Regions from separate parts of the Mus musculus genome. Here all the other regions are linked to region 4. A link is a loop called in an ENCODE intact Hi-C map of the cell type or tissue named here. Cell type or tissue: heart. All regions are shown on one strand. Links, peaks and the distances in the headings refer to the core of each region. The heading gives the core; the rest is flanking DNA. Region 1 has its middle 9.1 kb from the start of Foxj2. Region 2 holds the start of Rimklb (ribosomal modification protein rimK-like family member B). Region 3 holds the start of Necap1 (NECAP endocytosis associated 1). Region 4 holds the start of Phc1 (polyhomeotic 1).

What was found. A loop is a pair of places that touch in the nucleus more often than their neighbours do. Peaks named below come from ENCODE experiments on the same cell type or tissue, not always from the same donor. Only the 100,000 strongest peaks of a DNase experiment are listed, where the experiment ranks them.
Region 1: a loop joins it to region 4, with 5 times the contacts of the local background. A loop is called at or near these places in 2 of 42 quality-filtered maps.
Region 2: it touches region 4 in a loop (2.8-fold over the local background); 2 of 42 quality-filtered maps call a loop at or near these places.
Region 3: it touches region 4 in a loop (2.8-fold over the local background); 2 of 42 quality-filtered maps call a loop at or near these places.

What each region holds. Positions count from the first base shown.
Region 1 is chr6:122,807,400-122,814,823 of GRCm38, forward strand. No RefSeq gene overlaps it. Among named protein-coding and RNA genes, the nearest start is that of Foxj2, 9.1 kb to the right of the region's middle. In heart, for the core only: CTCF peaks have their summits at 3,972, 4,579 and 5,483 (motif pointing right); DNase peaks (open chromatin) are centred at 3,622, 4,052 and 4,782; H3K4me3 peaks cover 2,511 bases; H3K27ac peaks cover 2,593 bases.
Region 2 is chr6:122,484,069-122,491,492 of GRCm38, forward strand. Rimklb (ribosomal modification protein rimK-like family member B) reads right to left here and starts at 2,237. Exons shown (of 6, transcript NM_027664.1): 1 at 2,023-2,237. In heart, for the core only: no CTCF peak of the experiment used is centred there; no DNase peak of the experiment used is centred there; H3K4me3 peaks cover 1,869 bases; H3K27ac peaks cover 1,590 bases; H3K27me3 peaks cover 2,221 bases.
Region 3 is chr6:122,870,100-122,877,523 of GRCm38, forward strand. Necap1 (NECAP endocytosis associated 1) reads left to right here and starts at 4,458. Exons shown (of 8, transcript NM_026267.3): 1 at 4,458-4,564. The coding sequence starts at 4,470. In heart, for the core only: a CTCF peak has its summit at 4,356; DNase peaks (open chromatin) are centred at 2,882 and 4,412; H3K4me3 peaks cover 1,971 bases; H3K27ac peaks cover 1,021 bases.
Region 4 is chr6:122,337,848-122,345,072 of GRCm38, forward strand. It overlaps Phc1 (polyhomeotic 1), which reads right to left and starts at 1,810. Exons shown (of 16, transcript NM_001355215.1): 1 at 1,751-1,810; 2 at 625-633. The coding sequence starts at 628. In heart, for the core only: a CTCF peak has its summit at 2,302; DNase peaks (open chromatin) are centred at 2,114 and 2,734; H3K4me3 peaks cover 2,591 bases; H3K27ac peaks cover 2,226 bases.

The sequences.
Region 1 (7,424 bases), core at 980-5,979, 470 kb after region 4:
AATAATTAGATTTCTCTCAATTTCAGTTCAATGAACACTCGTTTTAGAATCATGACCATAATACACTAGTAAATACTAAGGGTAGTTTGAGGGATCTCTCTCTGACTTTGTGAATGCATAGTTTAGGAGGGGATTTAAACATAAGAGTCATTGCTTGGGATCAGTCTGATATGGCTAATTAAAGTAAATATTTATTTTTATGTGTGTGTGTGTGTGCGCGTGCCTGAGTGTACTTATGTGTACCACATGCATGCAGAAACCCAAGACCATCAGAAGAGTCTCCTGGAACTGGAGTTACAGGAGATTGTGAATGACATCATGGGTGCTGAGAACCAAATGAGGGTCTCCTTCAAGAGCAGTAAGTGCTCTTACCCGTCCAACCACCTCTCCAGCCAATAGGGCAAATTGTTAGGGAAAGTTCAGAATACTTTATCTGAAAGGAAGTTGGGGAAACATGAATGTCGCAGTATTTCTGAGACAGAAGAAACCTAAAGGCCAGGTGTGGTGGGATACACCTGTGATCCTAGCCCCTTTGAGGAAGAGGCAGGACATCAGGAGTTCTAGGTCACCCTTGCCTCTCTGTCCCAAGAACTAGCTGTGTACCATCATGTGGCTCTCTCATATGGTTCTTGTAGGCAGGGATTAGAGTGATGGACTATCTCAAATTTTTTTAGAACTGAGGAGTGGGTCTTCTTTGCTAAGTACAGATGAGAGGCCAAATCTTTAAATTCAGACTCCATTTTTAGAGAACCTGACCTAACTTTGAACTCAGGTAAACTAACAGGCCAGTACCTAGCATTAGTGTCCAAGTTAGCCCCCAACAAAACCAGAGCCTAGCTCGAGTCTCTAGGCTCAACCCCCAACAAGACCTGCATCTCCAGGTTACACCCCTAACAAGACCAACATTCCCAGGTTACTACCCCAACACATCTGCCTCCCCAGGTTACAATTCCACCCCTTGCCTAACAGCCACCAATGCAGAGGGGAGTAAAAATTAAGTTTATTATTTAATTTCCAGCACCAGCCAGTTATGCTAAAGGCCATAGTAGCTTTCCAATTAGATGCTTGCACACTTATCCCCAACTTGCTGCTTACTATAAAACCTTGCCCCAATAGATATTCTAGGTTCCCTCTCCACCAAGTCGGGGATGAGCTAGCTTGAAAAGAATTAAGACCCTGCTGTGAGTTGCATCAGATCAGCTCCTGTCTGTTGTGTGTGTGTGTGATCACTAACACTTCCCTGGCACTACACAGAATATTCCTGGACAACCTGGGTCTGTGGTCTTTGTAACAGGGACTTGGCCTGATGCACCTTCCAGCTGTTGAAGTATCTCATACAAAGTTGAAAAGTATCTCATACAAAGCAGGTGTTGAAAAATGTCAAAAACTACTTATTGGAGTTATAGGGTGGAAATTAATAAAGGAGGCCAGGATTTTTAGCTATAAATTATGATCTGCATACTTTACAGATATGGAATGTAAAATAAAGCACCTATGGCTTGCTAGCATGACTATGGGACAGTGCTGGCTTTAGTCTACCATTCCAGGACTAATCACTATTACTTCATGGGCATAGTTGGCTGTCAAGGCCATAGTAGCAACAACAGTAGCTTTCTGATGCCTGGCTCACAGCACCGCTCAGTGGGGTCATCAAGTTAACAATGTCAGCAACACAGTGCTGATTCCTTACCCTCTGAGGCTCCCTGGAAGATGAGCTCAGTAGTTGAATTCTTGGAGTCATTTCTCCCTTTTTTTTCCCTAAAGATTTATTTTTTATTTACATGAGTACACTGCAGCTGTCTTCAGACACACACCAGAAGAGTGCATCGGATCCCATTACAGATGGTTGTGAGCCACCAAGTGGTTGCTGGGAATTGAACTCAGGACCTCTGGCAGAGCATTCAGTGCTCGTAACCACTGAGCCATCTCTCCAGCCCTCTTGGAGTCATTTCTAAGATGCTGCAGCACTTGCAACAATTTTGTAAGCACCGAGTCCCCGTCATTAAAACCTTTTCTACATAAAGCCCTTTCTATTCACTGTAACCTACCCTGCCAAATGTAATGCACAGCTAAGCAAACCCCCTCCTGTCTCCCCATAAACACCCATTGCATTGAACTATATCTGGCTGTTCTGGAACTCAAGTAGGCTAGGCTGTTCTCAAACTCAGATCTGCCTGCTTCTGCCTCCTAAGTGAGGAGATTAAAGGCCTGAGCCATCATCCCCTGCTCCCCCACTAGTCTTTTGAGGTCTTATGGCTGGTTTTGGGGTCTCCAGATATAAGAGAAATTGGTAGCTATTATTGTTTTAGAAGAGGGAGCCAGACTTCAGTGAACCAAGAGGATTCCCCTTGAATCTAAGGTTCTATCTGATTCAACAATCTCAAGTTCAGTTGTCCGACTTCTCTCTTGCCCTCTTGGGCTCTTCCCTTCTTCCTCCCTTCCCCATTCCCTTCCCCCTCTATCCATGTGTTCATGGATGGCCTCTACTTCTCCCTCTCTGCCTCTACTACCTTCTTAACTCTCCAGGCCCTGAATAAACTTTATTCTATACTATTAAAAAAAAAAAAAACCAACAAACTCAAGTTCATTGCCTTCTTTTCAAAATTTAATTATGAATTAATGAACACATGTAATTATTTTTATAACACAAGTGGTTAAGTGAGAATTTAAAAAGTGGGGAGGGTTCATAAGACATACAAGGGCATCTTTAAAAATAATATCTTTCCCCTCATACTTTGTCTTCTTCTGTGTATGCACTGCCTGTCCCAGACACAAGAGAGTGAAGTGCCTGCCTATGCAGAAGAGTTTCAGTTCAGATTTTTTTTTTTTTGAGTCTAATTGGGCTGTCCTGGATCTCGCTGTGTTTGAGCAGGCTTGCCTCAAATTCAGAAATTAGCCTGCAAGCCTCCCAAACTACAGGATTAAAGGGGTGAGTCACCAAGCTAGTTTATTTTGAGTTCTTTTCACTTTCAACCATCAATACGCCCCTCCCCCATCGTCAAATTTAATCCAGACTTGCTTCTCTCTACGTAGTCGAGGATGACTTTGAACTTCTGAACATCCTCATCCTGCCTTCACCTCACATCACAGGTGTACGCCAACACGCCTAGTTTTGTCTTCTTGCGTGCATGAAAGACAACCTCCAGCCCCACTCCATTTCCGTTCTCTACGTGGAGATAAATCCCTTGCGTTTCCTTTTCACCATTTCATTCATTCCCGTTGGTACCGTGACTAAAAGGGAAGCCTGGGCTCAAAAGTTAAGTGTGAATATCGGGTATATTCCAGGAAGCCAGTGTACGCGCTCCCTCCCGAGGAGTAAGTAAACAGGAAACTATCGATCCCATGCAGGAAATGACCTTTGTGAGGGCAAAGTAGGTGAGCCGGTTTCCCTCGCTTTCCCTGAGTTCCCTTCCTAACTCATTTCCGGGTGTCAACCCATTTGGTCCTCCCCTACAAAACCAGCGTCGGCTGGCTCTTCACGGTCCACCCTAGAATTCCTCCCTGAGAGACCGGCCAATAGGCCCGGTACCTTTACGGACATTTTTATGCCCTGTTTTACATCACGGCAAACCTCCGCCAATCACTAACTGGGGGAGGAGGTACCAAAATAATCTTTACTTCCTCCCCAAATGGCCACCCTTCACCGCATCATCCTTTGATGGACTACCCAGGTGGCCAACCCTCGCTCAGTCCAGGGCCCAGCCCATGCTCAACTCCACCAGTCAGGACAAAGGAGAGGCATGCCCCCCCCCCCTTTTTGGAAATGCCTTGACGCTAGGCGTCCGGGCACCGGGGAAGTTACAACTTTGTACAGTCTGTGCTGCCAGCGTCCGGGTCTATCTCGGATCCAGTCTGGTGCCCCGGCGCCCACCCGGGATGGCCCCGCGGGCCCCGTCTCAGCCGCCTTTGCAGTGGCTCGCGGGTCTATCTCGGAGCCCGCGCTGCGCTCCCAGCCCCGGACGCTGGGCCGGCAGCCGGGGGCGCGGATCTTTCCATCCGCCTACCGCCGCTCTCCTCCCTCCTCTCCTCCGCGTTCCGGGCCGGGCTGACACCGGGGTGGGCGGAGCCGAGAGCTTGCTCAGAGCGGGGAGAGGCTGGCGCCTCTTAAGGTGGAACAGACCCATCGCTGGGCCTCCCTGGGTGTGCGACTCCCGCCCCAGCCTCGCTCTAAACGCTCGCTCTCGTCTCCCTAGCGAGCCTCGGTTCTCTACATAGTTTAGAAATTAATCAGGATGTAAAATGAACGCATAAACTGAAAAAGAAAAAAAAGTCAAGAAGATGCAAACTACTCAGAGAACTTTTATTATACTTGTGTTCTTTATTCCAGGGACTACAATCTTTAAGTGGTAGGTTTTTTTGTTTGTTTGTTTTTTTCCTTCCTCTTTCGGATGTTCAAATAAGAACTCACATTTTGCCTGATGAACATGATACACATGAGTCATTTGTATGCCGGTTTAGTGACACCGCCCCCCCACCCCTAACATGGACGACAAATATACTAAGGGAAGCAGAAACCTGGAGCCTGGTGGCTATAGGCTGCCTCTTATAGTTGGCCAATGATTCGTAGAGGGAGCTAAAGAGCAGAGGTGCTGCTATCTCAACGCCTTTGTAAAATGGATGAAAATCTGCTGCTTTCTGGATTTGGTTTGACGCAGAATTGTTCCTGTATAAAGGAAAAGCAGGGACAAAAACGGGGCAGAGACTGAAGAAAGGCTATCCCATGACCGGCCCAACTTGGGATCCATCCCACGCACAGGCACCAAACCCGGATACAATTACTGATGCCATGTTGTGCTTGCAGCCTAGCATAGCTGTCTTCTGAAAGGTTCTACCAACAGCTGACTGAATCAGATGCAGATACTTACAGCCAACCATTGGACTGAGTTCGAGACCCCTATGGAAAGGATTGAAGGAGCTGAAGAGTATGGCAACCCCATAGGAAGACCAACAGTATTAACTAACGGGGACTCCTGGGAGGTCCTAGAGACTAAGCCACCAACCAAAGAGCATACACGGGCTGATCCGTGGCCCTGCACATATGTAACACAGGACTGACTGCCTTGTCTGGGCTCAGTGGGAGAGGATGCACCTACTCCTTAGAGACTTGATACCCCAGGAAGGGGAATGCTGGGATGTGTGTGTACCTTCCCAGAGGCGAAGGGGAGGGAGGATGGGGTGAAGAACTCTGGAAAGAGGGACCAGGAAGGGGGGCAACATTTGGAATGTAAATGAAATAATAACAACAATTAAAAAGGATGTAGTGTAAATTAAAGATACTAGGTAACGATACATACACAAAACATGATAGCAAACATTTTACTATTTCTTTTTAATTTTTTTAAAAGCTCTGTTGTAAAATTTCAAACACAAAAGTAGAGAGAATGACAATGACATCTTATATTTTTATCTTATTAATATCTATCGTGTATGTGTGTATATATATATATCCGCATTACATGCATGTAGGAGCCAGGAGAGGTCAGAAGAGGGAGTTAGTCTCCTGCAACTGGGAGTTACAGCCAGTTGTGAACAGTGGACAGCAGGGCTCGAATGTAAATGGGGACCTCTGTTAGAGCAGCAAGTGCTCTTAATCTCTGAGCCATCTCTCCAGCTCTAACTTTATTTTCACTCTTGTACATGCATGTGAGCATGACACGGAATAGTACACATGTGACTACATGTGCCCTCAGCACCCAGGGGAGAGAATCCAGATCTCCTGGAGCTTGAGTCACAGGTGGTGGTGGTAGAGGCTGGACTTGCGTGTCCAATTGGGTCCTCTGCAAGAGCTGAAATCTTAGCTATCTCTTTAGCCTGAGAACAACATGTATGCTTAAATGTTGCAATAAGCAATATTTGGCCAATATTTTGCCACCTCTACTTTCCTCCTGGTCACTTGATTATTTTGAGACAAATTTCAGACATTTCATGCTTAAGTCACTCTAATACACATTTTTAAATATCCCTTAAAAATAATGGAATTTCATTAATCCACCTTTGTTTGTTTTTCAAGGCAGGGTTTCTCTGTGTAGCCTTGGTTGTCCTGAAACTCACTCTGTAGACCAGACTGGCCTCGAACTTATAACATCTGTGTGTACTTCTGCCTCCTGAGTGCTGGGATTAAAGACTTAGACACCACCACTACCTGGCCCATTGTTTATTATTTCCTTCCTTTGTTCCAACTCCCCTGCTTCCCCCTCTTCTTCTTCCTCTTCTCTTTTTCTTTTTTCCATCCCATTCCTCCTCCCACTTGTCTCCAAGAAGATGCCCCCCCCCCCATTGTTTATAAGACCTATTTTATTTTAAATTACGTGTATGTGTTTGTGCGTGTGAGTGCAGGTGTTCAGAAGTGCCACATCCCCTGGTTGTCCAACATGGGCACTGGGACTGGAGCTCAGGTCCTCTAGGAAGGCATGTGCTCTTAAATCGCTGAGTCATCTCTTCAGCCCCATGAATAATTATTTATCTAGGTTTTTGTTTTTGTTTTTGTTTTTTTTTGAGACAGGCTGGTTTTTAATTTACTACCTACACAGCTGAGAATAATCTTAAACTACGGGTCCTCTTGTCTTTACCTCCTGAGTGCTGGGGTTACAAGTATATGTTACTATGCTTGGCTCCCTTTCATATCTAAAAATGTAAGAAATCTTGATTCTAAGCAGCATGTGATGGAACACATCTCTCTACTGACTGCATTTGGGAGGCAGAGGCAGGCCTGTGGGTTTAATGCCAGTCAGGGCTACATAGTGAGACTCAGAAGAAATTTGAATTCTTGGTACTACCAAGTGAATATTGAAACTTTGCCATTTGCCTTATAGTATTTTTTCCCAATTGCCCTATTCCAATCAGGATTCCCCTTAAAGGTTTGTATCCCGTATTTTATGGACATATCTCTTGATCCATAGTAATTCAATTGACTGTTGAGTCTTTTAAGCCCCTTTTCTCTCTAGCCCACTCCTCTAATCTAAGGGCATTACATAGATGAAGTCATGCAAGCCTTCTGAAAACTATGAAATATGTATTATTATCCCTCTATTTCTGATGAGGAGACTGCATAGGAAAACAATCACAAAAGCAGTGATCAATTTAGTTATTATGTTTTGAAGCTGATGCTTGCGTATACAAACTTTTATCATATTCCATGGGATACATTGTCTTTAAAAGTGACCATTTGATCAGGAGTTCAAAGTCATCCTGTACTATATAATTAAGTTCAAGGTCAGTGTAGGCTATAGGAAAATTCTTTTCAAAAAGAAGAAAAGGAAAAGGCTTGTAAAATGTATCTGTGATATGTTAATTACATATGAAGAGTTGCAGGGCCTGGAGAGATGGCTGTGTGGTTAGAAGGAAGTACTGTTTTTCCAAAGGACCTGCATTTACTTCACAGCATCCAAGGAGGCTCACAGCATCTGAAACTCCAGCTCCAGGGA
Region 2 (7,424 bases), core at 1,324-6,323, 150 kb after region 4:
GGAAAGGAAATACTGGAAAACATTAAAAACACCAGCCTGGCATTTGTTACTATGATGTCGGAAAGTCCTTTCTACAAACCTAAACTGCACAAATACACAGCACATGGCTCTAAAATACACATGTACAGATATTTTTGGAGGCTCCATACTCTTTAACAATCTTAATATGACAAGCAAGAAAATGCCAAGTGAAGACAGTTTCTCTACTTAACCTTACTCAGCTTCTCTTGGAACAACTGTATGTCAGCACAGCTAACGGTTTTTCCCTCACATTTCAAAATAACGTAATGACTATAATTTTTTCAGCTTTTAATGTTTATGACTTGGATTACAGAATACTGTGAACTCACCTGCCAGAAGTTTCTCTAGGAATCCATAGTATTAAAGTGCTCACAGCGACTCACAATAAAACCCGTCCTCTCACTCTTCACATAAAATCGTAGTCCTTCCTCCACCCACTTTTCTCCCAGGTTACGATGCTATGCCCTGAATAAAGTGACTCCTGCTTCTTTCTCTGAGTGAAGAACCTATTCCTTGCCTTCGGTCCCTCCTGCCTCAATCTTCAGGGCCCAGCAGTTCAATGGCCAAAGAGGAAATGGGGGGTAAGGGGGAGAGATAACTTTGTCATTCTAACCCCCCATGCAACTACTGAAGTGTATATTCAACAGGGGCTCAATTTTTTTTTCTCCATAAAACTTGTCCAGTATAAACTAACAGAAGCCAGATGGTAGCTGGTGGGCATCGGGCAACAGGCTAAATGTAGGTTAGGCACCGAGCTCTTTATGAGATGTAAAAAGAAAGAGGACCCAGGCGGTTCTTGACTGGGTTGACTGGGTGACTGTCTAGCTCGTAGCTTTTTTTTTTGTCAGAATCGGACAAAACACTCCCCAACACATGGACTCTAGTACCTTAAGGAGCTACCAGAAAACGGAGATGAAAATAGTTTGACAAACTAAGAAGCAATGACACGAGGGACTAGAAGAGACCTACTATAAAAGACTAACAATGGTTTGGGTTACAACTGACTGAAATGTCCTTGTTTTCTTCCAAGTATCTTTAAATATATATTATCAACTGTTTTAAAACAGAAGAAATAACCTCCAACGTACCCGTTATGAAGGAGAAGAGACTTAAATGGCACTTAAATCTTTGGGATTTTGGTTAATGATTTAAGAATGTCTAGGAAAAAAAAAAGCCAAACAACGAAAAACTCTCCATATTCAACTGATATACTTTCCACATAGATTTGGAATTTAACCCAACTTCAGGCATTGGGAAAACTGCAGGCAATTGTTGGGAAAATAGCACTGAAAATTCACATTCAAGGTATATACAGGTTGGTTAGTAAAAAACCTCATTGATTTAACACTCCGTCTCTATTCATGAATTACAGGGATTACAAACCTGGGATGAGAAACAATAAATTAATAGGACTTAAGTTGTTCTCTATCCGGATGTGGGGGATCTACTCTAGTCAAACATTCAATTTGGTAACCTTCTTCCTTCTTGTTCCAAAGGTTGTTAAAGAAAAAGAAAATAGAAACAGCCGATCGCTACTCTAAATTGTACTCCTTGGGATGGACGTAGTAACATCAGGGTGAGGCTCGTAGCATCCTCCTGCCTCGGTCACGTCAAATTCTTCAGAGGAAACAAGGACAGTGGCGACAACCACACCCCTGAGGACAGCCGAGCAGCCGGCAGGTTTTACTCTAAGCAGCATTCCCAAGCTTACCACACCCCCTCGGCGACACGGGCAACCAGCCTAATTTCCACGCCGCGACCGCCGCCTCACGCCCCCTCCCGCAGGCAGCCGACTCTCAGCTTCCGCCGACTGTGGTACCCAGCGACCACCGGCCTCCGGCGCCCGCCCCCGCGCAGCGCCGCGCCGCGCCGAGTCCGCTCCCGCCGCCGCCGCCGCCGCCGAGCTCGGCTCCGGGTCGCCGGCCGAAGCCTCAGGCTCGAGGGCGCGCCCCCGGCCCACGCCCCCGCCGCCGCCGCCGCCCCGGGCGGCCCGCTGCTCACCTGGCCGCCGGCTCCTCCCTCGCCTGCCCGGCCGGCCGCCGCCTAGGAGCAAGCGCGGGCCGCGGGAAGTCCGCTGAGGAGGGGGAGGGGGCGGGATGCCGGGAGCCGCCTCCTTTCTCCTCGCCGCCGGCTCCCGCAGCCAGGCCGCGCGTCCTCACCCACTCGCCCACTTTCTCACGGCCTCGCGGTCGGCCGGCCTCTCCCTCCCTCCCCCCTCCCCCCGACGCCCGCACTCCCGTTCCTACACACTCGCTCACACCCGGCCGCCGCTCGCTCCCTCCCTCACTCGCCTGTCGCTCGACCGCGCGCGCGCGCGACCCCGCTCTCTCTCTCTCACACACACGCACTCACACACACACACTCACACACAGCGCACGACGCCGGCGAGGCCGCCCCGCGTCCCCCAGACCGAGGCGCCGCGCGCCCCCCGCCCGAGCCGAGGACCCGCGCGGCCCCGCCCCCGAGCGCCGCACTCGCGGGCGGGGGGCGGCGGCGGGCGGGGGGCGGGGCGGCGAGCGCGCTCGGCCGACTCCTGACACCTGCGAGGAGACCGCCCCGCCGCCGGAGGGGTAGCCGCGGGGCGCGCGCTCGCGAAGGGGAGGCACGCGGGCGCTCCAAGGACGCGCGCCTCGCCGCTCCACCCCCACCCCCCAAACCGTCCTCTCGGAGCCTGGAAAACGGGTAGGGGGCGAGGTTTGTTCCGCTCGGCACCGCGAGAGTAGGCCCTGCCGTTGTGCGCCCTCCCGCCCCGCGCAGCCCCTCCTTGGGCTGCGGCCGTGAGCGCTTTGATGCCCGCCGACCCCTCCGAGCCTCCGGCCGCGAGGTCTGGCCAGGGTACTCGCGCTGCCCGCTAAGGGGGCCAGCCACCCTCCCTCCCTAGCGTCCTGCCTCACCAGAAGGCAGAGATTTGGGGACAAAGATGATGGTAACTGTAATAGTCCGGATCTGCGATCGCACCGAAGACAATACCTCTGTATGGAAAGGCGCGTTAACTGCAGCCTCAGGCGAGCTTGGTACACTAAGGGAGGCTGAGGCAGGAGGATCACAGGCAGGCGATCCGATGCCTCAAAAATAAGCGATATGATAAATACTATGGGTTGGGCAGGTTCAAAGATAGACAAGGAAGCTAGAGCCAGCTTGGCGAGTTGATGTCAGAATAAACATCATATATTTTAGGAGCATTTCCTACATCCTGAAACCTAACAAATCGTCCAAAGAAGAGGCGAAACATTTGACCACAGTCCACTACTTAAGTCCCTTCTCTACACCATGAGTGAAGCCTTTACAATGAAAATGCATTCCTAAATAACTTCAGACATCAGATATGAGCTACAATTCAAACATGTTGTACCCCGTGTCAAGTCATAGCTACTGATTTCAGATCCCGAAGACCAGCAGCGCAGGTGGTTTTCTGTGGGTCACCACCCTTTCACAGAGGTCACCTAAGACCATGGAAAACAGATATTTGCATTACGATTCATAACCGTAGCAAAATTACAGTTAGGAATTAACAGTTGGGGGGGGGGTCATCATAATATCAGGAACTGTATTAAAGCATTAGGAAGGTTGAGAACCACTGGTCTAGAGGGTGGGTGAAATAATTGCTCGAAGGATAAGGCACCTGTACACCTCTGCCAAGCCAGAAGACCACTTCCCACAAGTGTGTTCTAGCTCTACCTCTGTCTCCCCACGTGTGAATACAGAGATTGTATAAATTTTAAGAGCTATACAACAACCTAGGATTGGATGACTGTTCCTGTTACCTCTGTGGTCTTCTGAAGAAAATTCGCCTCCCTAGTGACGCTAAAAGGGAGTTGCCTGCTGTATTAGGGTTCTCTAGAGTTAGAGAATTTATGAACGTCTCTCTATATTGAATTTATTGTGATGACTTACAGTCTGTAGTCCCGACAATGGCCAGCTGTGAATGGCAGTCTAGTTAAGAGTTGCTTGGTCCCACGAGGCTAGTTGTTTAAGCTGGTCTCCTGTAGAAGAAGATTCCAACAGACGTGTTGGCAAGAAAAGTGAATCTTCCTTCTTCCAAAGTCCTTATGTAGACCTCCAGCAGAAGGTGTGGCCCACCCAGATTAAGGTGTACACCACCAGGCCTGGATCTGGGACTTGCTTTGTCCCGGGCTGATCTCCTTGCCTCAATCTCTTGGGATTAAAGGTGTGTACTACCTTGCCTAAACCTGAGTTTTTCCTGGCTACTTTACCTCAGGATCTCCATGTCAAGATCCAGATCAGAAACCTGTGTCTTCCAGCCTCAAGATCTGGATCATGCCGGGCGGTGGCGGCACACGCCTTTGATCCCAGCACTTGGGAGGCAGAGGCAGGTGGATTTCTGAGTTCGAGGCCAAGCCTGGTCTACAGAGTGAGTTCCAGGACAGCCAGGGCTACACAGAGAAACCCTGTCTTGGGGAAAAAAAAATCTGGATCACAGGTGTGCCCCCCAATTCTGGATTGTAGTTCATTCCAGCTAGAGTCAAGTTGACGACCAGGAATAGCCAGCACACCTACTTTATTTAGAATTGTCATAAGGAGCTAGTAAGCACAGCAGTTCCTCAATATCCATGGTAACTGGAGCTAGGACTCTTAGGGATATTCAAGTTACATATATGAAATGGTAGGTAGTGCTTGCATAGAACCTACACACTTCCTAAACCATCTCCAGGCAATGCCATCCTGAATTCAACAAATATACAAACGGACAAAACACCTGAACATGTTTCCAGTTGTTTTTAATCTACAGTTGGTGAAGTCCAAAGAAGTCACTGACACGAAGCACCTGCTGATTATGAGTGGCTATGCTATTCTTTGTTATATCATTGAGAGCAACCTAAGCTAACCTTTGTGAAGAGGGTTTGAAGAGGAGCCAACGTGAAGTATGATATACTGCCTTAAGAAACGGGGAAGGAGGCCTGGAGTGAGCTGGGCGGAGCAAACGGGGAAGGAGCTACTCTGATAGCCAGCCCCCTGGGACATAAAGCATGGTCCACCAAAGCCAATGCCTTCTAAAAAGCCTTTTGTGATAGAGAGACACTTGATCACAAATACATGCCACAGACACAATCATGTACACGCACACGAAGAGTTTGGCAGAAAGAGAAGTTGCACAGAGCATGAACAGCGTGTTCTGTTGTAACAGAATCCAACCGATAGTAACCGTATAGCTTCCAGAAAAAGGATGCTGTGCAGGTGAAGCTGTAGCTATGCTATCACCTCACTGGCCACTTGCAATTTTAAAACGCTGCCTTTCATCCACCATATTAGCCTCCCTGCACGAACTGAGTGTATGCAATATTGGTTTAGATGTATGCTAACAGAAGGGACACAAAAAAGCAAAGCCAAAGCATGTCGTTTATGTGTTTCGCATTAAAAAAGAACCAAGGCATACATTAGGGACCTGGAAAGACTGCAGAATAAAGTGAAGACCATCCCCAAGCTCAGTTCTCAGAGAGAATGCCAGAATTCTGGTCTAAGTCCATTGAAACTTTTCCTTAGTCATATCTGAACAGCAAAATATACTTTGTTCATTTTTAAAACTCACTCTGTAGACCAGGCTGGCCTCGAACTAAGAAATCCACCTGCCTCTGCCTCCCAAGTGCTGGGATTAAAGGCATGTGCCACCCCCCCCCCCCCCCCCCCGGCATGTGTGGCCCCTTTGAGGGTTAGATAAAACAAACATAGCCCTTAAGCTTAACATATTTAACACTTCTTCTAAGCTGGTACCCAGCTTTACAACAGTCGGCTCTCAAACTGGATTCCTAGAGCTTCTTCGTGGAATGTTAGAGATTATCCTGACTCAGGTTTGACTAAGGATATAGCTCATTTTAAACTGTGGCTAAGTGCTAGATGAACACATAACCATTTAACTTTTTTTGAATGACATAATTGTGATTAAATCTCCACCTTTTCTGTCTGCAAACTCAATGCTAAGAATGGCCACACATGCCGGGCGGTGGTGGCACACGCCTTTAATCCCAGCACTTGGGAGGCAGAGGCAGGTGGATTTCTGAGTTCAAGGCCAGCCTGGTCTACAGAGTGAGTTCCAGGACAGCCAGGGCTACACAGAGAAACCCAGTCTCAGAAAACAAAAAAAAAAAAAAAAAAAAAAACAAAAAAAAAAAAAAACAAACAAACAAAAAAAAAAAGAATGGCCACACACGGAGGCTTCATGGTTGGTATAGACAGCTCTCATCTCAGATCTTCTTTAAAATAAGACTTCATTATAAGTATTTTGGCTTGGCTTAGTTATATCCCCAATGATTTGTTTCTGTTTTTGTTTTTGTTTATTAACTATTGTGTGGATGTCTTGTCTACATGTGTACTACCTGAGTCCCAGTGGGATGACAGATAGTTGTGAACTAAAGTCTGGGTGCTGGGAATTGAACTCAGGTTCTCTAGAGGAACGCCCAGTGCTGTGAGGAGCAATGGCTCACCAACCTCCTAGGGTGAGCTGAATCCCCTGGAAAGTCATACAATGCAGGTGATGCTATATACACTGGGGGTGAGAGAAGTGGGTAACATGCCAGCTTTACTTACTAGCTTTCTGGAACTGTTGCTTAACATCCATAAACCTCATTTTTTTCATCAATAAAGATCTTAGTACTGCTTTATTTAATTATGAGGGTTAATGAAGTTACCCAAACTTAATGCACTTTAACATAACTCAAACATAGTAAGAACTCAAATATTGGCCAGTATTCATGTTGATACCAAATAGTAGAGCAGCATTCAAAGAGAAATTTGTTTAGCTATGTGTGACAGTAATACAAATAATTATATTTTAATGTATGCCCTGGGCTGTGAAGCCATTAGTAAGTTTGGAAGTTCTTGGTCAAAGGAAAGATGAACTTTGAGTACACCTCAAAAAATTACCCATAGAATTGGATCTAATTATCTCTTCATTATCCAATAAGACTTCTCTGCCCAGACCCCAGCAACTCCTACTACTGTTTCCTTGCTTCTATTGTTGATGCTTTTTGTTTGAGACTGAGTCTTACTACTAAGTAACCCAGACTGACCTGATCTTCTCGCCTCAGCCTCCAGAGTGCTGAGATTACAGGGGTGTCTCAAAACACTGGGCTCTTTGTTGTTTTGTTGTCTAGTTTGGCTTGAGGGGAACAAGGTCTTACATAGGCTAGGCTGGCTTCGAACTCCTTGTGAGTAAGGATCACCGCCATGGACCATCACACCCACCCAGATCCCGGTAACTCCAGGTTCTACTTCTCTGCATTGTGTATATTGCTATGAACGCGTGCGCGCGCGCGCGCACACACACACCAATCTACACACCGATTGACAGTAATTTTGTGGGTTCTTTTTCTTTTTCTAGCTTGTAAAACAAGGGAAAAATCGTAAGTGCCCCGTAGGCACCATCTGTTGCACATCTTTTCCTTCTG
Region 3 (7,424 bases), core at 1,380-6,379, 530 kb after region 4:
TCGCTGCAGCAGAGCAAGAGGACAGGTTTCCCTGAAATCGTCAGGAAACGGAATCCTAACTTCTCATTTTCAACTTTAAGCCAGTGTCCCCAACTGAGACCGAGTCTTCGGCTTTTTAATGACCTGATCTCGTTTTCTCCACATAGGCAAAGATGGGTTTGACTCAAAGGACTGGGACTCAAAGTCATTTTGAGCTCCTGGCTAAATACTTGTCAGGTCCCATGTGCTGCTCAGGATGTTGAGAATAGCAAACAAACAAATTACTCCTCAGATTTAGAGATTATCAACTGAGAGTTGCAGGCTGGGCTAGTTTAACCTGACTCAGTAACTACAGCACAATATTCGTGTGTAAGGAGTAAGAGTGGCTACACTTAGGTCAATGGGTGACACTCTCCACTGTTTAATTTACATTACATGGACCTATGCTAGGGCTGATGTCATGTTTCCTACATGTACTTGTTGAATTGTTCATTTGTTTAATTTTAGTGTGTGTGTGTGTGTGAGATGACCTGTGTGGGAAGGTCAAAGGACAGCTTTCAAGAGTTGCTTCTCTCTTTCTACCTTTTTGAGGCAGGGTCTCTCTTGTTTCGGCTGTGCTGTGAAGCACAGGGCTGGCTGTCATTGTCTGCAGCTGTCTACTGTGGGCTCTAAGGGTCGAACTTAGGTCATTGGACTTGCATGGCAGGTGAGGTATCCACTCATCCATCTTGCAGGTCCAGGTTTCTACTAAAAGTATTTTGAATTATACATCTAGTACATGTATACCGTAAAGATCCTGTGCAGACATGCTTAAAGAGGAGTTAAGTTTCGTTTTCATGGTCTCTTTTCAAATGCGTTTCCCAATTGGTTACAGACGCTGGCTGTGTGTCCCCTTCTAAGTTTTCTATGTGTAGCTAAGTCTACACATAGAATGTTGTGTTGGTTAATGTGACTGCCAACTTCAGAGGATCCGACAACACCTTGGAAAAAGACTCTACACTTTTTATACTTGAGAAATAACTTTTGGCTTATTTTACATGAAAAGTTTATGTACACGATTCTGTAACTAGCATCTTGTGTGCTGCCCAGATGGTATAGTGCCATGTGGTGAAAAATATTACTTCAAAAATTATGAGACAAGTCAGGTGTGGTGGCACATGCCTTTGATCCCAGCAATCAGGAAGCAGAGGCAGATGGATCTCTGAGAATCCTGTGTGAGGCCAGTTTATTAAAAATGGTTTATTTTTATCTTATGAGCTTTGGTGTTTTGCCTGCATGTGTGTCTGTGTGAGGGTGTTGGATCCCCTGGAATTGGGTTACAGACAGCTGTGAACTGCCATGTGGGTGGTGGGAATTGAACCTGGGTCTATCTGGAAAAGTAGCTCTTAACTGCTTAGCCATCTCTCCAGCCTCAAGAGTTAGGGATATTATACCCTAATAAATACCATTGATAATGTTGTTCTGGACAAAGGTGTAAGGCAGAATTTATAAACTTGTTAAAAATAACTTTTTATGTGTGGGTAAAGATGATTGAAAAAGTAAATAAATATGTGACTCATTTTCATGGTTACATTGCATTAAAAGTAATCACAGTTTGAAATGGGCAAGGTGACATCATTTCCAAGAAAAGTGTTTTCCTACAACGTGGCTAAATCACATACACGTGGGAAGTCACACAGAAGAGAGATTTTTTTTTTTCAGCAGCTAATCTGAACCTGTGAGCTATGTAAGCTACTTGTCCTCCAGTGGTGGGTAGAAGTGAATTCTAGTTAAGGCACCCTAACATCCCCCCATTCCCCAATCAGGCAGGTGTTCACTACATAGCCCAGGCCGGCCTTAAACTCATCAAGTTCTGCTGGCCTGGGCTTCCTGGGTGCTGGGATTAATGTCACAGTCAAGGCATTATTAATTATTTTGATTGAGATTTGAACAAATGCTAACCAGGTCGTAATGATAATATAATACAAATATATCTACAGTTCTTACGATATACTAGAAATTGTGCTGAAGACCAGTGATACGGGGGCAACTGGGAACTCCTTTAGGGTACCTCATAATATAAGAATTTAAGGGCTGACTCAGATGGAAGCACAGGACGGTATTATTGGTTTAAAAGAAAAACATCCGACCAGGGGAGCTGTAGAACCTCAGCTGATGCTCAAAGGGGAATAAAGGAGGAAAGAAGGGAAGAGCCAAGCCATGCCACATAACCTGGGTTTGGTTCTAAGCATCATCATCTGTAACTCCACCTTGAGGAAATCCAGTGCTTTCCTCTGGTCTCTGTGGTACCCATAGACAAGCACTCGTACATTAAAAAGAAACAAGCAAGCAAACAGAAGATGAGGAACAAATCCCAGAGACAGTGATATTTAAATTAGACTTCAAGATCTTACTAAGGAGTAAGTGAGAAACATATGTGGACATACATGTTCAGAAGTAGAACTAAATATGGAGGTGAGTGTGCTTGCACCTGTAATAGCACTTAGGAAGCAGAAACAGGAGAAGCCTGGCCAAGAGAATGGGATGCTGCCACAAACAAACCACCACCAGGAAAATTAGGATAATATGGCCATCTAAATCAGAGAGGACACTGTAAGACCATGGAAAATGGTGTGCTGCACGTGTAGAAGAGGCCAGTGTGTATTTCCTCATTATTTTGCTAATATCCCGTATTATGTTTGTTGGTTTTAAAATACTAAACAAACTACAAATTCTTGGAGTAAGCTGCAGGTGGTTATCGTATATCATACCTTACATGTGGCAAGAAGGAGTGTAAGATTAGGGAGAGTTAACTATGTGAAACCAGAAGTCTCTAGGATGACCAGATTTGGGGAGAAAAAAATACATAGCACTTGAAAGGTGAACCAGGGGCTGGGGCCTCAGTAAGGGATTGTCAGCACTGCTGATCCAGAAAGAGGAAACGAAAGAGTTCAATGCGGTATAGTAACATGACCGAGGCTTCCGTTGAGATCATAGGTTTAGAAATAGGAAACCAGTAAAAGACCATTTTTTCTGTCTGTTTTCTTTTTTATGTCTCCATCCACAGTGTATGTATTCTCTTTATAACATGTGTTGGAGAAGTATATGATAGAAAAAAAAGTTTTTGGTTGGGGATGTAGCTAAATTGATAGAATGCTTGCCTAGTTCTCACAAAACCCTGGATGTGATCCAAAACACTGAAAAAAAGAAAAGAAAAGAGTGTGGTGACACATGCCTGTAATTCCAGTACTATGGTGGCAGGAGGATTACAAGTTCAAAGTCATTCTTTAGTACATAATGAGATGAGGGCCAGCCTGGACTACATTGAAACTCTGTCTCCAAATAAACAGACATGAACAAACAAAAAGCTAGTGGAACTGTTAAAGGCTACACCCACTTAATATTTGGAGAGTTCTGCTAAATGTCCCTTCAAAGCAGCGTTGGATCAATTTATAGTCCTGGCAACCGTAGCCAGTCTCTACATCCTTACCAGCCAATTAAAGTCTAATTCTTTTTTTTTTTTTTTTTTAAAGATTTATTTATTGGTTATATGTAAGTACACTGTAGCTGTCTTCAAACACTCCAGAAGAGGGAGTCAGATCTCGTTATGGATGGTTGTGAGCCACCATGTGGTTGCTGGGATTTGAACTCCAGACCTTTGGAAGAGCAGTCAGGTGCTCTTACCCACTGAGCCATCTCACCAACCCTAAAGTCTAATTCTTGTTGAACTGGCTTTGCTAGGCAAAGCAGACCAATCAGAAGTAAAAGTCAACCAGTCGATAGAATGCAATGAAAGAGGCTGCTACTGGTGTTTTGGGGGGGACAAGATAAGATCAGACTTGGTTTTGCCACTTGAAGTCAGTGCCATCTAAAACATTTCTAAGTTACACTGTTGTAAGCTTACATTTATTTGCGAGTGCACAAAGAACATATTTGTGGATAGAGCTGTTTAGTACTCATCGTGATGTGTAGCCAGCTGGGCTACTCATGCTGAGGGATGCTAGATAGCATTTAGCACTGTAATCAGTCATTTTAATATGGAGAAGTCACCAACAAAACCTACAAAATTGCAAAAAAACAAAACAACCCCATGGTAGCACTTAATAGATTATGCATTGGACACTTGCTTATGAGAACAGAATGAGAAAGCAGAGATTCATTTTGTCCAACCTCTGTTTTGTTTTCGTATATTCAGTGACTTTTTTTTTTTTTTTTTCTGGTTACCGTTTGAAGGTAGGTAAAAGAGAACTGAATTCTTATTTTTAATTTTTCGCTGGGGAAAGAGCCCAACCCGAGGCCTTGGCAGGCAAGTGCTCTACCACTGAGCCTGTCTTTGCCGTTACTCAAGATGGCGAGCCAGGCGCATCAGCGTTTCCAGATTGTAACAGGTTTTGCGCCGCCTAGAGGTTAACCTCGAAGCTGTACCCGAGCGGAAGTGACGCGAAGGAAGCCGTCGGCGTCTCAGCCCGCCCCCACCCGTGCCCCGCCCCCGCGGCGCTAGCGGAGCCAAGATGGCGGCAGAGCTGGAATATGAGTCCGTGCTGTGTGTGAAGCCCGACGTCAGCGTCTACCGGATTCCGCCGCGGGCCTCCAACCGCGGTTACAGGTACCCAGGGGGATTTGCAGCCGGCGCCCGCCGGGGTGACGGTTGTGTCCTTGGGCAGCAGCCATCGGCTCGAGCCGCTGCCGCCGTAGTTAGCCTGCCACCCGGGCTGCCGGCGGCTCCGTCTACTTTTCTGTTTTGCTGGAACTCTGATTTTGTTTTCTTTTCTTCCTGCCGTCATGCGTCTTTCCACCTCTCCTCCCCATCCCTCCCCCTGAGACATCGTCTGCTCCTCGTCATCCGCAATCCATTCATGCCTGCTCCATCTGTTACTCTTGCTGCGACCTTTGGCTTGTAATCCTCCACGCGCGCGTCCGCACACGCACACGGCACGCTCCCCCCCCTCCCCCCGCGCTTCTGATCCCGCCTGACACTTGTCCGGAATGGTAGTTTTGCTGTCCACTGTTTAGATGATCTATTTTAATTGATACTGTTGTCATTCTCGCCAAGTGTCATCATCCTTTAGTTTTTTTTTTTTTTTGGGGGGGGGGGGCGCAGTAGGCACACGTTAAGATCTTGTATTCCAGTGATGAGCTATTGCGTGTTTTCATTTTGTTTGTGTGTGTGTACCCCTCCCCCCCACACATTGATTATGTAGGGATTTCTGCCTTCCTATCAATCCAGTCACCTCTCTTAGAGCTTTCCCAGAGTCAGTGCAGCATTTTTTTTTTTTTTTTTTTTTTTTTTCCTCTTGTAAGGCCTGACAACCTTGTAATCCAGTGATTGAGGTTTTGGGCTGTTGTAGGATGTTAAGGAGTTCAAAGAGAATTCGCTGGGATTTGTGTTGAAAACTCTTTAGGTCTGAGCCCTCGACACTAAATAGCTGTGTAATTTATGAGCCAATCAATGTTTTTCTTCCCCAGGCCTTAAGGGTTCTCATTTGTAAAACAGGAGAAGTAGCGTGAGAAGACTGTGCACGTCTTGTGTACCTCACAGGTTTTTATTTGTTTTAGAGGTATGTGTATGGGTGTTTTGTCTGTCTGTATGAGTGGGTATGCCTTGTGCTCACAGAGGTCAGAGTGATGTTGTGAGACATCAGATCTCCAGGAACTGGAGTCACTGATGTTGGTGAACCATCATCTGGGTGCTGGCAACTGAACCCCTGTCTTCTGCAGGAGCAACAAGTGTTCTTAACTACTGAGCCATTTCCCCAACCCCTTCACAGGTTTTTTTTTGAGAGTTAAATAAAAGAGTATAGGGTAACTAAATCGTTATAAAAATACAGTACTAGTAGTATCCCTTTTCTGACCTACATACCTTCATGGTTTTTCTCTTGCTGGAAAGTTACCTTCTCCACATCTCCATTTTGCTTCCTAACCAGAGGGTCATTCATCATTGATGAGTTGTTTTGTACAGACCTGTGCAGTGGGCCCTACGAGTTGTATATCTTTTGGTAAAGGAGTTGCCACTCAGATCTCACATTGACCATGACTGAAACTCAGCATGATGGTAGTCACAGGTACCACGTTATGATTTAGCTTACACATTGCTCTACCTGAGTCTTTGGTTCAGGCCAGCTCTCTGCGGACTTCCATAGCACTTTATGTTCATCTCTATCTCTGCTTTACTGTCCAGTCTTCTGAGCTCCAGGGTGGAATGAATAGCCTGAAGTCTTGTTAAACTGTATCTGTGGGGACTGGAAGGACCAGCATAGTGTCTTGCACCTAGTAGGCACTCAGCAAATGCTCACTGGAAAAAGAAATTGGAGCCCATCTCAGGTAAAGTGCTTACTGTGAGGGCTGAAAAACCAGCATCTGATCTCCCAAATCCATGTGACTTTACACATTGTCTTCTGCCTGCCACATATGTGTTAGGGCATGGCTCACACACATATACATACATGGATAATACATTTAAAAAGAAGATATTGGATTATCCAACTAACCCAATCACATAAGCTAGCAATGGCTGAACTGCTAAGTAAAGGAGTCTCTCTAGGGGCTAAGGTACATTGAAGTCTTCTGTTTTTCTTTGACTTCAAGCCTCCCCGCCTCTGTCTACAGTCTCATTTATTTCATACCCTTTATCCTCTTATCAGGTCACTGCAGCATCCCATTAAAGCAGTTTCTTAATTTTTTTGTTTCCTATGCTTATTTTGATATTTCTTACTATCCAAGGGGCATCCTGTCGTTACTCACTCTTTCAGAATAGTGACTGAAAAGTAAAAAATGAAGTTTGCAGCTGCGAGTGGTGACACATACCTCTGATCTCAGCACGTGAGAGATGGAGGTATATGCGGATCAGGAGTGTAAGGCTATCCTTGGCTACAGGAGGCTCTATCTGAACCTCTGAAACAAGAACTGGACTGCAGAGGTGGCTCAATGGTTAAGAGCACTGCTGCTCTTTGTAGAGGGCCTAGGTTCCATTCTCAGCACATACAGTGGGAGGTTCAAAACTGCTGTAACCCCAGTTCCAGGGGATCTGATACTGTCTGGCCTTGACAATCACCTGTGTACACATGCATAAATAAAAAAAAAGAAAAGAAAAGAAAACCTTTGCCCTTCCCCCTAATAACATAAAAGCAAATACGTTTAACCTTTTATTTTGTAGGAAAGTCACTTCTTGAACTTTAATCTTCTCATCTTCAGAAATAAACATTGATTCTTAGCATGCAAGATACATTCACCTGGTTAGGTAAATGAAAACGTGTGAGGTTTTATGCATGTTTACACAGGGTCTCACAGTAGAGCCCCGTGGCTCCAAACTCCTGGAGATGTGCTGCCCAACTGTTGGGACTCAATGTTTTCACTACCACACCTGGCCAGTGAGGTTAGGTTTTAGTGTTGTTTGGAGACCAGCAAATTCAAGAATTCTTTAGACTTGGTTTTGGAGAGGGATTAAGGATCAAGGATGAAGGAAACTG
Region 4 (7,225 bases), core at 1-5,000:
GTGAACAGGTTACATACTCCCAAGTAAGTAGCATTCTAACTGAGACGAGTAAAATTCAACTTTACTAAAGTGTAAGAATTTACCCTCTGGCAGCTACATTAAAACCAGCAAAAAATAAATTAAAAGAAAAATACATATCAAAAAAAGGAAAAGAAACAAGAGAAGCAAGCAGAAACACTCTTCTAAAGCGGCTGAAAATGACATCATTTTACTCCTTAGTTTTCATTCTTTCGTTAAACTTACACTGTGTATTCTTTATTTTTGATACACTGAGGTACTAGAACTATCAGGTCTCCCAAGTACTATTTGGCTTGGGAATATAAAAGTCCGACCATAATTTCTGCTAGGGGCTATCTCTAGTTTCATTAGATGAATGGATTTATCTCAGGAATTAATCCCAAACAAGTAAACAAAAGTCAAAAGTCTCAACCTTGGCCCCTGAAGTGGAGTTTTCTCTGGATTCTCTTCCCAGCATCTCTACATCACTTAACTCTGGGACCGAACAAATGCCACTCCACACACGGATAAAATGAAAGAGGTACAGAGAGGGTATTCTATCAACTTCAGTCTACCTTTCTCCCCACATCTTTTGCCAAAATATCAAAGCACTAAACAGATACAGACCCATGAATCCTCAATATCAGCATGTGAAGGAAAAAAAGTGGGTAAGGATTAGAGGCAGCATGGCACAGTTGTACAGATTACTGGAGTTATCTCACTGCACTCAGAGACGTAAGACCCTGTTACTTGCAATAGAGCCTTATATAAAACACGTTCATCAATTCGATGACCCCCTCATTTCCCCCAGATAATGAAACAGAGAGGGCCAATTTTAAAGTCTTTTCACCAGGGAAACTGCCATCAAAAACCTCGCAGGCACACAAATCTATCTTAAAATCCTCATTTTTCAATGAATGTTGTGAGTTCCAGATTCAGTATAGAAAGTGAAGAGAGCACACCGTTTAGGTGGCAAACTCAATCAAAAATTAAAACTAAGAGTCAAAGGCCACCCTAAACGTTCCCACCTTTTGGGTGTGGGTGTGTTTAAGGACTCAACTGGGGAAGACGCACACCGATGGGAAGGAACTAGAAATTAATATTGAGGTAGACATACTACTGGGCCTATTGGGTCAGGTGTTGGAAGAAGTCAATACCCTTGAGTATAAAACTCTGTTGCAGTAAGAATGGAGTGAGAAGCAAGGGTTGAGGGGCGCCTCGGAAAGACTCCCAGGGGTTCTTGTTCTTCACAGAAGCGTGATTAAAAAAAAAAAAATGCATTTCCAAAGAGAAATCAAACACACCAGGAGAAAGGGGTGGATACAGTGCTGTGCCCGAAGCGAGCGGACTTGGTAAGCAGGGAAATGTATATTCTAATAGTAGGGAGCCAAGCAGGGGAGGCACAGAAGTCGAGGAACTGGGAGATCGGGGAGCCCGGCGGAGCGCGAGAAGCAGGGAGATAACCAGACAGCATGCTCGGATGGAAGGACCAAAGTCGGGGAAGGGAGAAATGAATGAGAAGCGGTCAGAGGCAACGAGGTGACGGACAGACAGCACCGAGCACAGCGAGCGCAAAGCACGAAGACCGGGACGCGCAGCACCCAAGCACCGCAAAGCGCAGCAGAGCGGGAGGCAGGAGCGCGGCTGGGGGAGGTACCTGGGCGTTGCACACGCCGAGGTGGCTGAGGAAACATCCCCGCGCCGCCGAGACCCCGGGATGCGGCCCCTCCCCGGCCCGCGGCCGCCCGGTTACCTTCGCGCCCGGCTCCGCACCCGAGTCCTCGCGGGGGGCGTCCACCTCAGGGGCGGGGGAGGGGGGGGGGGTCGCTCGGCCTCGGCGGCGGCGCGCCGCCTCCTCCCCTTCCTGGAGGGGCGGGGGCCCAGGCGCGGTGGGAGGTGCCCGGCGCGGCCGCCGCTCCCCGCCCCTCCCGCCGTCCGGGTGCTGGCCGCGCCGCGGCTCCGCCAGGCCGGGGGCTCGCGCGGGCCTGTCACTTCCTGCCCCGCCGCGAGGGTGGGGGGCCGAGGCCGGGGGGCCGCGGGCCGGCGGGGAGGGGGCTGCGGGGAGGTGCTTCCGGGGCAGCCGACCCCTCCTCCGGCCCGCCCCCTCCCCGCGCCCGCCCTCGCGCGCGTCCCTCGCTTCCTGTCGGCGCCCGTTGCCATGGCGACGCTGCTCCCCGGCCTCCGCGCTCTAGGCCCGAGTGGGGTTTTTTTTGTTTGTTTTTCTTTTTCTTTTCTCCCCCTGGCTCTGGCTCTCTTTCTCCTCCTTTCTTCCCCCCTTCTCTCTCTTCGAATTCCGCTCGCCGTCTGAAAGCAGACGTCTAAGAAAGCGCTGGCCTCTAGAGGGGGACTCACCTCGGAGAAGAGAGGGAGATGGGGAGAGGGGAGGGAAGTGACGTGAAAGGGGGGGAAAAAAAGAAGGTATTTTCTGCAGCTTCTGGGAATAGGGGCTCGAAAGAAAGGATCAAAGGGACCAGCAGGCACAGAGGGAGGAAGCGGAGCAAAGACCCTTGAGAAACGACGGCCTGTGAAAGGAAATAGAGCAAAGGGAAGGGAAGAGGAGAAAAGAAAAACTTTGAGATAGAGGGAACGGCGAGAGAATGCTGAGTGTTTAATCCCTCGCCCCAACTCCAAGAAGGCGGGAAACAACGCCGCACAGAAACTGAACCCGTTAGAAGCAGCAGTTCATTAAAAAGCAGGAACCTGAAGCAACTTGCTTTGAATAATACTTAAGTCTGTGACGTCAGGGTTGATTGTGTGCTTCGGAATCTCTTTAAGTCACACGCACACGTGAAAGAATCACAACGCCCAAAACAATGGAAAAGGCGGGGTGTAAAGAGATGAACAATGGTGCTGCCTTTGGGAAGGCTGAGCATATGGTGGGGGAGGCCCGTTTTATTTGCAACACAAATTTAACAGGATTTAATTATTCTCAGTCTCTCAGAGCTCTTAGAACACCTACTGTGTGCTGGCCACTCTTGGAAGCTTTTTTTTTTTTTAAACCAGAGCATTGTTAGCAAAGACAGCTGCTCTCCTTAACCTTTTACCTGCCGTAGGGTGTTACCTTGTGATAATAGCTGGGATTTGTATCTTTTGCTAACCTCAGCCATAATTAGTTGTTTTCTTGAGCCCACTCTAGATTGAAAACCCAGGTGTAATTAATTTGTATTTAAGGGGGGGGGGGGGGGGAGAGGCATTCTCATTATAAATTGATGCATTTGTGTTTGTTTCAACTCCCTCTCTTAATTGGTATAGCCAGATCTCCGTAAAGTAAGATCTTTAGGAGGCTTCTAGGAACCTGTTAAACGGGTATGCAAATCCCAAAGGGCAGCCAAAGGACTGGAGAGGCAGGAACATGGGTGTGGAGAGGTGAAAGGGTTTGCTGCCGAGCCAAGGATGATAGGTGTTGGCTGGGGATGAATGGGAACATTCTGGCAAGGAGATCTGGTGGTTAAAAAACAGGTGGAGCAGGACCCACTTCATTCAAACCTAGAACTTTGGCAGGTCAAGGTTAAAGCTTCCTTGCGGAGACTTACAAATGGCGTTTTGAGCCTCAACAGTATTCAATATCAAAGAACAACCTAAAGATGACTTTCAGATTTATATACCCTGCCAGGATAAGAAACAGGGCTTCTATAGGAAAACTCAACATCAATGAATCTGGATATGATCTGTAATATATAAACCCAGAAGAAAGCATCCAGATGCCAGTGCTTATGTCCTTATTTCCCCAACCTATAGGGTGTGTATAGATTATCAAGGCCCTTTCCCATTGTGCTCCACCCCTTAACAATGAAGAACTGCTAATAGAGCTACATTCCACCTCAAGTTTTTTGGTTTCTTTCTTTCTTTCAATCCAGTACCATTGGTTTCGTCATCTACTGGATGACAAAAGGGGATTGAAAAGTGGCCGAATAATTTCAGCTTCTATCTGACATTAGCCTAGGAATAACCCATTGCAGCACAAGCTATGTTGATCATGGGCCAAGAGTTCAATTTTCTTTTCTTTTTTTTTTAGAGTTCAATTTTCATGTAAAGATCTCCAAAGCTTACTGGGTCATAGGTCTAACTAATTTCCACCAAAATAAATTTAACTTAGTTATATATGTGTGTGTGTATATATATACATATATATATATATATATGTATATATATATATATATGTATATATATATATAATCAACAGCAAATTAAATTTACAGGAAAGCCTCCATCCACAAGAAAATCATTTCCATACCGAGTAACCTAGTTCACCTCCACCTAAACAAAGAGAAACAATTTTGTTCCCAGATGGATCTTAAGCTGTCCCCCCCTTCCCCCTCCCTCCCTCTCTTCCACCTTCCTCCCTGCTTCCCCCTCTTTGTTAAACTTTCTCATTTTCATTTAATGACTCTTCTGGAATTAGTCTTTTCTCTTTCAAAACAAATGGTTCAATTGAGTGCATGCAAGGTAACTTTGCTCTGCGTGACACTGAAGGTCATTAGCCTAAGCAGGTGTAAAGGAAATGCATTCGACCTGTTTTGCACAGAGCTGAGCCCTCCTGCTACGTCTAGAAGCGCTGGGATTTGGAAGGGGACTTGGCTGCAACTAAAACAAACAGAAGGTAAGGGAATGGAATCCCGGCCATGCACTGAGCACAGAGCAGGGTTCTTCAAGCTGACCTGTGAAGAGATAGCTCTTACTTTACAAGGGAAGCCTTCGACTGTAAATGAAGTGAAAAATGAGGAGCACATTTTTATGCAAATATGGGAAGAATGTCTTCGGGAAACAAGGCAGTGACCTCCTATATTCTAAACTACACCACCCCACCCACCTTCCACATCCCACCCCATCTTGTGGCAGTTCTTAAGGTCTAGCTGGAAGAGAGGACGATGAGCATTAAGAGCATTTTGAGACTCCAATTTTTTTTAGGGGGAGGGTTCGAGACAGGGTTTCTCTGTGTAGCCCTGGCTGTCCTGGAACTCACTTTGTAGACCAGGCTGGCCTCGAACTCAGAAATCCACCTGCCTCTGCCTCCCGAGTCCTGGGATTAAAGGCGTGCGCCACCACGCCTGTCGAGACTCCAATTTTTAAAGCCAAGTGCTGTCCAAGTCCCTTGGTTTTCAGCAGAGAAAAGGGCATTTCAGGGCTAGAGCTAACCCACTAAACATTTGTCGTTCTCCAGTTTATCTAAACCATTCTTTATGGTTTATTTAGCTTACACCACTATTTAATCATAATTTAGTGAAGTTTATGCATCAATGAGTTTAATTAATGAGCCTATCATTTATATGACAAGAGCATTCTTTGGGCACTACATTTACTTTTATAATGCTTCAAGTGTGCTCTTCTGGTCAGTATTTCAGAAGTTAGAATACAGATTCATGATAAGATTCAACTCTGATTTATACTCTCTGGGGTTATGTTCCCTAGGCCGAGAAAGCTCAGCCTCTGGGAAGCCTACTAAGGGGAAAATCAATTCAAAATATACCCGGAGCCTCTGCTGCAGCTTCAGAGACCTCCTGGAATTCAGTCCTCCAGACAATTGTTTTGGGTCAATTATAATGTTTACAGATGAAGAACATAAAGCTTGGGAAAGTTAAATCATTCAGGATTTGGTTCGTGGGAACTTAAGTAAGTTTTGGAGTAAGAATTTTAAATTAGGTTTGTGTGACACCGCAGTTCAGAACCACCTCCAGCCACAGCATAAATGAGAGATTGACATTTCCACTCAGGTATTCAGCTCTGAATGTCTGTAGAGAAGTTTGGCATTTGCCCTGTAAAAGTGACTGCAATGGACAGTCCACTCTGACTTAGTTAATATCTCCAGTTCTCCATCCAAAACACGCTGTGTAGGTAAGAACTGGGGAATACCTTAGCAAACAAGAAAGAGAAGTAACGTACACCCAAATTCCCTAAATTTTGTTTCTGGTGTTGTCGACTTTTAAGCTGGAATAAGAATAATAGAGCCTAATTTTTTTCCACTCATGAAGCCTGCGAGTATGCTCCGTTGCACGGCAAAGAGGAAGTAATGCTGTTTATCAGCTGCCCTTTAAACAACGGGCGATTCCGGAGTGTTAGCACAGCAGCTCCAGTGTGATGTGGATATATGTGAGAGTGGAGATAGGAAGCAGAAGGTGCTGAGCGGTTAGCATGACCTGAGAGGTACTCAGCCCGTTCTTGCTTACTTTAAAACACCAGGCAGCAATGAGTCAAGCAATGTGGGAAGCCTCTAGAACAGCCCTTCTCAACCTATAGGTCTCCACTCCACAGGGGTCATCAGATATTTATATTATAATTTATAACAGTAAAATTACAGTGATGAAGTAACAACGAAAAATTTTATGGTTGGGGAGGGGGGCTCACCACAGTATGAGGAACTGTATTAGAGGGTCCTAGCATTAGGAAGATTGAGAACTACTCTTCCAGAAGCTAGGAAAAAAAGTTAACTAAATAAATCTTCCCCCGAGCTCTGACAAAAGAGAACACAGCCTTCCTAACACGTTGACTTTCACCCAGCGAAATGCACATCAAATGTCTAACCTACCGAACTGGAAAGTAATACACGTGTCAATTTAAACCAGGAAATTTGTAACAGAATATTACAGTCACTGTAAAAGAACAAGGAACCAATGTTCAAAAATATGTAATAGAAGAATGTTTTCCACAAATCATACACAAGCTTCGAGTCGAGCGACATGCTGAGTAGCAGGATGCAGTCTTGCCCCACAGGCCACCTTGTTTCTCCCCACCCTGATGTGACTCACAGTCCCTCAGGTGCACCACAACATACTGCCACCTGTCAATCACCTAGTCCAACCCGCTTAGCAAACTGACTCCAGCTCATGGTTTCAGCAGGTTATCCAGGGCCCCTTTTCATGAGTTATTAGTCTCTTTAATAATAATAATAATAATCTGTCTCAAAAGAAAGATCAATGTCCATTTTAATAGAGCTTAAAAGCAAAACAAGGCAAGCAAGCTATAAACCCCTGTGGCTGCTGAGCGGAGGAGGATGGAGAAGAAGAGCACACCAGGCTTTTGAGTCGGGGTTATGTTGAGTCAGAGGCATGGTCAGTGAGCAGCCGCTCTGTGAAGGGGGAGAGTAGGGAGTGTCAGAGGCCAGGCCAGAAGCCTGGAATGTTGAGGGAAGTGGAGTGGAACAGGAAAGGGACTTAGGCTTTTAGAACAGGACAAAGGGATATATGAGCTTCTTAAATCTAGAACTCAAAAAAAGCTGGCAGGCAGAGAGGCA